Linked DNA regions of Homo sapiens: region 1 is linked to region 2. A link is an interaction called in ENCODE POLR2A ChIA-PET data of the cell type or tissue named here. Cell type or tissue: A673. All regions are shown on one strand. Links, peaks and the distances in the headings refer to the core of each region. The heading gives the core; the rest is flanking DNA. Region 1 overlaps ADIPOQ (adiponectin, C1Q and collagen domain containing). Region 2 overlaps ST6GAL1 (ST6 beta-galactoside alpha-2,6-sialyltransferase 1).

What was found. ChIA-PET counts read pairs that join two places held together with the same protein. Peaks named below come from ENCODE experiments on the same cell type or tissue, not always from the same donor. Only the 100,000 strongest peaks of a DNase experiment are listed, where the experiment ranks them.
Region 1: POLR2A ChIA-PET joins it to region 2 with 13 read pairs; 5 of 35 experiments call an interaction of 5 or more read pairs at or near these places.

The regions. Positions count from the first base shown.
Region 1 is chr3:186,855,464-186,858,264 of GRCh38, forward strand. It overlaps ADIPOQ (adiponectin, C1Q and collagen domain containing), which reads left to right. Exons shown (of 3, transcript NM_004797.4): 3 at 1-2,801. ADIPOQ-AS1 (ADIPOQ antisense RNA 1) reads right to left here. Exons shown (of 4, transcript NR_046662.2): 2 at 1-653. Among named protein-coding and RNA genes, the nearest start is that of ADIPOQ-AS1, 4.5 kb to the right of the region's middle. In A673, for the core only: no CTCF peak of the experiment used is centred there; no DNase peak of the experiment used is centred there.
Region 2 is chr3:186,957,836-186,960,636 of GRCh38, forward strand. All of the region lies in intron 1 of ST6GAL1 (ST6 beta-galactoside alpha-2,6-sialyltransferase 1), which reads left to right. Among named protein-coding and RNA genes, the nearest start is that of ST6GAL1, 29 kb to the left of the region's middle. RefSeq lists an enhancer at 1,239-1,288. In A673, for the core only: no CTCF peak of the experiment used is centred there; no DNase peak of the experiment used is centred there; H3K27ac peaks cover 950 bases.

The sequences.
Region 1 (2,801 bases), core at 235-2,734, 100 kb before region 2:
TTTTTTTTTGAGATGGAGTCTCACTCTGTCACCCAGGCTGGAGTACAGTGACACGACCTCGGCTCACTGCAGCCTCCTTCTCCTGGGTCCAAGCAATTATTGTGCCTCAGCCTCCCGAGTAGCTGAGACTTCAGGTGCATTCCACCACACATGGCTAATTTTTGTATTTTTAGTAGAAATGGGGTTTCGTCATGTTGGCCAGGCTGGTCTCGAACTCCTGGCCTAGGTGATCCACCCGCCTCGACCTCCCAAAGTGCTGGGATTACAGGCATGAGCCACCATGCCCAGTCGATATCTCACTTTTTATTTTGCCATGGATGAGAGTCCTGGGTGTGAGGAACACCTCCCACCAGGCTAGAGGCAACTGCCCAGGAAGGACTGTGCTTCCGTCACCTCTAAATCCCTTGCAGATCCTTGATAAATGCCTCATGAAGACCAATCTCTTGAATCCCATATCTACCCAGAATTAACTCCATTCCAGTCTCTGCATGTAATCAGTTTTATCCACAGAAACATTTTCATTTTAGGAAATCCCTGGTTTTAAGTATCAATCCTTGTTCAGCTGGACAATATGAATCTTTTCCACTGAAGTTAGGGATGACTGTGATTTTCAGAACACGTCCAGAATTTTTCATCAAGAAGGTAGCTTGAGCCTGAAATGCAAAACCCATGGAGGAATTCTGAAGCCATTGTCTCCTTGAGTACCAACAGGGTCAGGGAAGACTGGGCCTCCTGAATTTATTATTGTTCTTTAAGAATTACAGGTTGAGGTAGTTGATGGTGGTAAACATTCTCTCAGGAGACAATAACTCCAGTGATGTTCTTCAAAGATTTTAGCAAAAACAGAGTAAATAGCATTCTCTATCAATATATAAATTTAAAAAACTATCTTTTTGCTTACAGTTTTAAATTCTGAACAATTCTCTCTTATATGTGTATTGCTAATCATTAAGGTATTATTTTTTCCACATATAAAGCTTTGTCTTTTTGTTGTTGTTGTTGTTTTTAAGATGGAGTTTCCCTCTGTTGCCAGGCTAGAGTGCAGTGGCATGATCTCGGCTTACTGCAACCTTTGCCTCCCAGGTTCAAGCGATTCTTCTGCCTCAGCCTCCCGAGTAGCTGGGACCACAGGTGCCTACCACCATGCCAGGCTAATTTTTGTATTTTTAGTAAAGACAGGGTTTCACCATATTGGCCAGGCTGGTCTCGAACTCCTGACCTTGTGATCTGCCCGCCTCCATTTTTGTTGTTATTTTTTGAGAAAGATAGATATGAGGTTTAGAGAGGGATGAAGAGGTGAGAGTAAGCCTTGTGTTAGTCAGAACTCTGTGTTGTGAATGTCATTCACAACAGAAAACCCAAAATATTATGCAAACTACTGTAAGCAAGAAAAATAAAGGAAAAATGGAAACATTTATTCCTTTGCATAATAGAAATTACCAGAGTTGTTCTGTCTTTAGATAAGGTTTGAACCAAAGCTCAAAACAATCAAGACCCTTTTCTGTATGTCCTTCTGTTCTGCCTTCCGCAGTGTAGGCTTTACCCTCAGGTGCTACACAGTATAGTTCTAGGGTTTCCCTCCCGATATCAAAAAGACTGTGGCCTGCCCAGCTCTCGTATCCCCAAGCCACACCATCTGGCTAAATGGACATCATGTTTTCTGGTGATGCCCAAAGAGGAGAGAGGAAGCTCTCTTTCCCAGATGCCCCAGCAAGTGTAACCTTGCATCTCATTGCTCTGGCTGAGTTGTGTGCCTGTTTCTGACCAATCACTGAGTCAGGAGGATGAAATATTCATATTGACTTAATTGCAGCTTAAGTTAGGGGTATGTAGAGGTATTTTCCCTAAAGCAAAATTGGGACACTGTTATCAGAAATAGGAGAGTGGATGATAGATGCAAAATAATACCTGTCCACAACAAACTCTTAATGCTGTGTTTGAGCTTTCATGAGTTTCCCAGAGAGACATAGCTGGAAAATTCCTATTGATTTTCTCTAAAATTTCAACAAGTAGCTAAAGTCTGGCTATGCTCACAGTCTCACATCTGGTTGGGGTGGGCTCCTTACAGAACACGCTTTCACAGTTACCCTAAACTCTCTGGGGCAGGGTTATTCCTTTGTGGAACCAGAGGCACAGAGAGAGTCAACTGAGGCCAAAAGAGGCCTGAGAGAAACTGAGGTCAAGATTTCAGGATTAATGGTCCTGTGATGCTTTGAAGTACAATTGTGGATTTGTCCAATTCTCTTTAGTTCTGTCAGCTTTTGCTTCATATATTTTAGCGCTCTATTATTAGATATATACATGTTTAGTATTATGTCTTATTGGTGCATTTACTCTCTTATCATTATGTAATGTCCTTCTTTATCTGTGATAATTTTCTGTGTTCTGAAGTCTACTTTGTCTAAAAATAACATACGCACTCAACTTCCTTTTCTTTCTTCCTTCCTTTCTTTCTTCCTTCCTTTCTTTCTCTCTCTCTCTCTTTCCTTCCTTCCTTCCTCCTTTTCTTTCTCTCTCTCTCTCTCTCTCTTTTTTTGACAGACTCTCGTTCTGTGGCCCTGGCTGGAGTTCAGTGGTGTGATCTTGGCTCACTGCTACCTCTACCATGAGCAATTCTCCTGCCTCAGCCTCCCAAGTAGCTGGAACTACAGGCTCATGCCACTGCGCCCAGCTAATTTTTGTATTTTTCGTAGAGACGGGGTTTCACCACATTCGTCAGGTTGGTTTCAAACTCCTGACTTTGTGATCCACCCGCCTCGGCCTCCCAAAGTGCTGGGATTACAGGCATGAGCCATCACACC
Region 2 (2,801 bases), core at 180-2,679:
AAATATGAGGGTGGAATAATGGCATTTTCAGGTATGAGAAGTCTCAATGATTTTATCTCCCACACAGCCTTTTTTGAGGAATCTATGATGCATTTGTTTCTCCAAAACTAGACAGTAAACTAAGAATAAATGGGATCTTCCTTTAAGCACAGAAAGCAACCACTTCAGGTTGAAGGAGGAGAATGGAAGGTTCCAGAAGGGAGATTTTTAAGAATTAAAAAAAAAAAAAAGATTAGTACATAATGGTATATTTAGTGTACTGTGATGAGTTTTATAGTTTTGTTGGAATGTTGAGGGCTGAATTCGTGACAAGTACATAGAAAGTTAAGCAGACAAACAAATGAGGTAATAATGGACTCTACAAATGGCAACTAAGAAATATACATGAAAGGAATTAATTGTAACACCACACATGGCTCAGCTATGAATAATAATTTATCTGGTTATAATAATGTAACTTAATAATTACTTGACAAAATAATGTAACTTAATAATATAGCTATTAGTGTTGACTTAATAAAAAATGGTATAACTATTGGGAGAATGTGGGACAGGAGAGGTGGTATATAGAATGGTGGTAAGGAGCTAAATCCTTATTTTCTATAATAGGAAGTTAGTGAATAATATCTAATATTGAAAAAAATCCAGAGCCATATAAGCGTGCTATTTAGATACACTGAGATGACTCTGGAAATAGATACAGGAGTTGAAAGACAGAATTAGGGATATGGAGGGGTGGGGCAGGGCCTGCTGTTTCTCCTTACAGCCTTGCAGTACCACTGGACCTTAAAAATCATTGGTGTGTGTTGCTTTGATTTAAAAAAGGGCTCAATGTGCCGGGTGCTGTGGCTCATGCCTGTAATCCCACTAATTTGGGAGGCCAAGGCTGGTGGATCACTTGAGGTCAGGAGTTCGAGACCAGCCTGGCCAACATGGTGAAACCCTGTCTCTACCAAAAATATCAAAAATTAGCCAGGTGTGGTGGCATGCACCTGTAATCCCAGCTACTCGGGAGGCTGAGGCAGGAGAATCGCTTGAACGTGGGAGGCGGAGGTTGCGGTGAGCAGAGATTGTGCCACTGCACTCCAGTCAGGGTGACAGAGCGAGACTCCATCTCAAAAAAAAAAAAAAATTAAATAAATAAATAAATAAATAAATAAAATAAAATAAGTTAAAAAGGGCTCAGTGTCTCCCCCTGTATCCAGATTGGCACCTAAAATAGGCACCCAATCAAAGCTGAATGATTGTTTGCTGTAGAGAACATATTAACAACACAATCAAATAAATGTGCAGAGGTACCCTCCTTTGGAAATTTTGCATATGGCAATGGCAGAAGAGCTTCCCTTTTCTGGTTCTCTAAATGCAGACACCTTTTCTCTTTTTGTCAGAGCTCACCCATGTACTCAGTGTGCAACTCATACTTAGTTTCAGCTCTTTGCTGGAATCTCTTGGCCTAGCACTAAAGGGAAGATAAAGAAAAGCCCCTGGGAGGCAGCTCTGGGAGGCAGCTTTGTGTGTGGAACTCTGGCTTAGTCACTTACCTGCTTTGTGCCCGTGCTGTCACCAAAGCTCTTGTCACCTCATCTGAAAATGGAGAAGACACTCCTCGCTTCATAGGCTTGTGTGAAGAATAAATGAATAACTTAGTACATAAAGCACCTGGCACACAGTAGTTGCTAACAAAAAAAAATTGAAATTAAAAATAAAGGAACATTTATGGTGAATATTATTAGGTCTAGGACAGGAGCCCCGTAATGTTGGATCTGGGCTCCCCATATGAACCATCAAGAAGGGATGTGAGCCCTGGGAGAGGAAGAGGGGGACAGAAATAATCCGGAAAGTCTCCTTATCTTAGCAGACGTTCTTACTGTGTTTTGGGTGCAGTGTCTTCTGATTTGACTGCTGTGTTCAGCAGATTTGTGGAGACCCAGATCCTGGAATGTTTTATGCACAAGGATCAATAAAAGCTCTTAGCTTATTTCACTTCCATATTCAAACATAATCAAAACCATTGCTCACATCTCAGACAATGTGGAAGAATGGCTCCAGGGTTAAAAGGGTTATCTCACGCTGAGGCTCCTGGGTGCTGAGTGGGGATGGCTCCTTGAAGCCAGGGGCTTGGGGCCACAGCCTTACTGCTGTGACAGGTGAACCCCTCCTCTGAGTCAACACAGAGCACTCGAGCAATGGTTCTGCTTTGAGGGGCTGGGCCATGAAATTCTTGGCTCAATTTATGAACTTCTTTGGGTTCCTTGGTTCCTGGTGAGCTCTCCAAATCCTGGTTCTGGGTCTGTGGTTGGTGCCTCACACATGGTACACTTACTTGAAGGAAACACTTGCTGGAGGCAAGAAGGAGTCACTGCGCCCAAGGCAGCCTCTCATTTAGCCACCCTCTTCCTTAGAATCATCTTCTGTGTCATCTAGATGCTTCTGGGTCTAAGGGCAGAGGAGAAAGGGGATTGGCTGAGCTGCTGCCAGGGGCTCTAGAGTTGGGGGACAGTGCAGTAAGGGCTGCCCCAAGAGATAAAACAGAGAACAGGCCCTGAGGAGAAGGAAGGAGTTGAGCACAATCTTGGCTGGCTGGGCCTCGAGAGGAAAGTAGAGAGACCAAATCTGGGTGTTAGGCCCAGTGACCCTTGTGGGATAGGAGGGAGGTCAGAGAGCAGAACTTGTGGTGACAGATTACAGAGCGTTATGAATTAAGTGGAAACTATATTAAAATGGCCAGGAAGCACGTGAGTAGATAGGAGGCTTGGGGACCCTATGATCAGCTGAATCTGCAGTGCTGAGTATGGTGATAG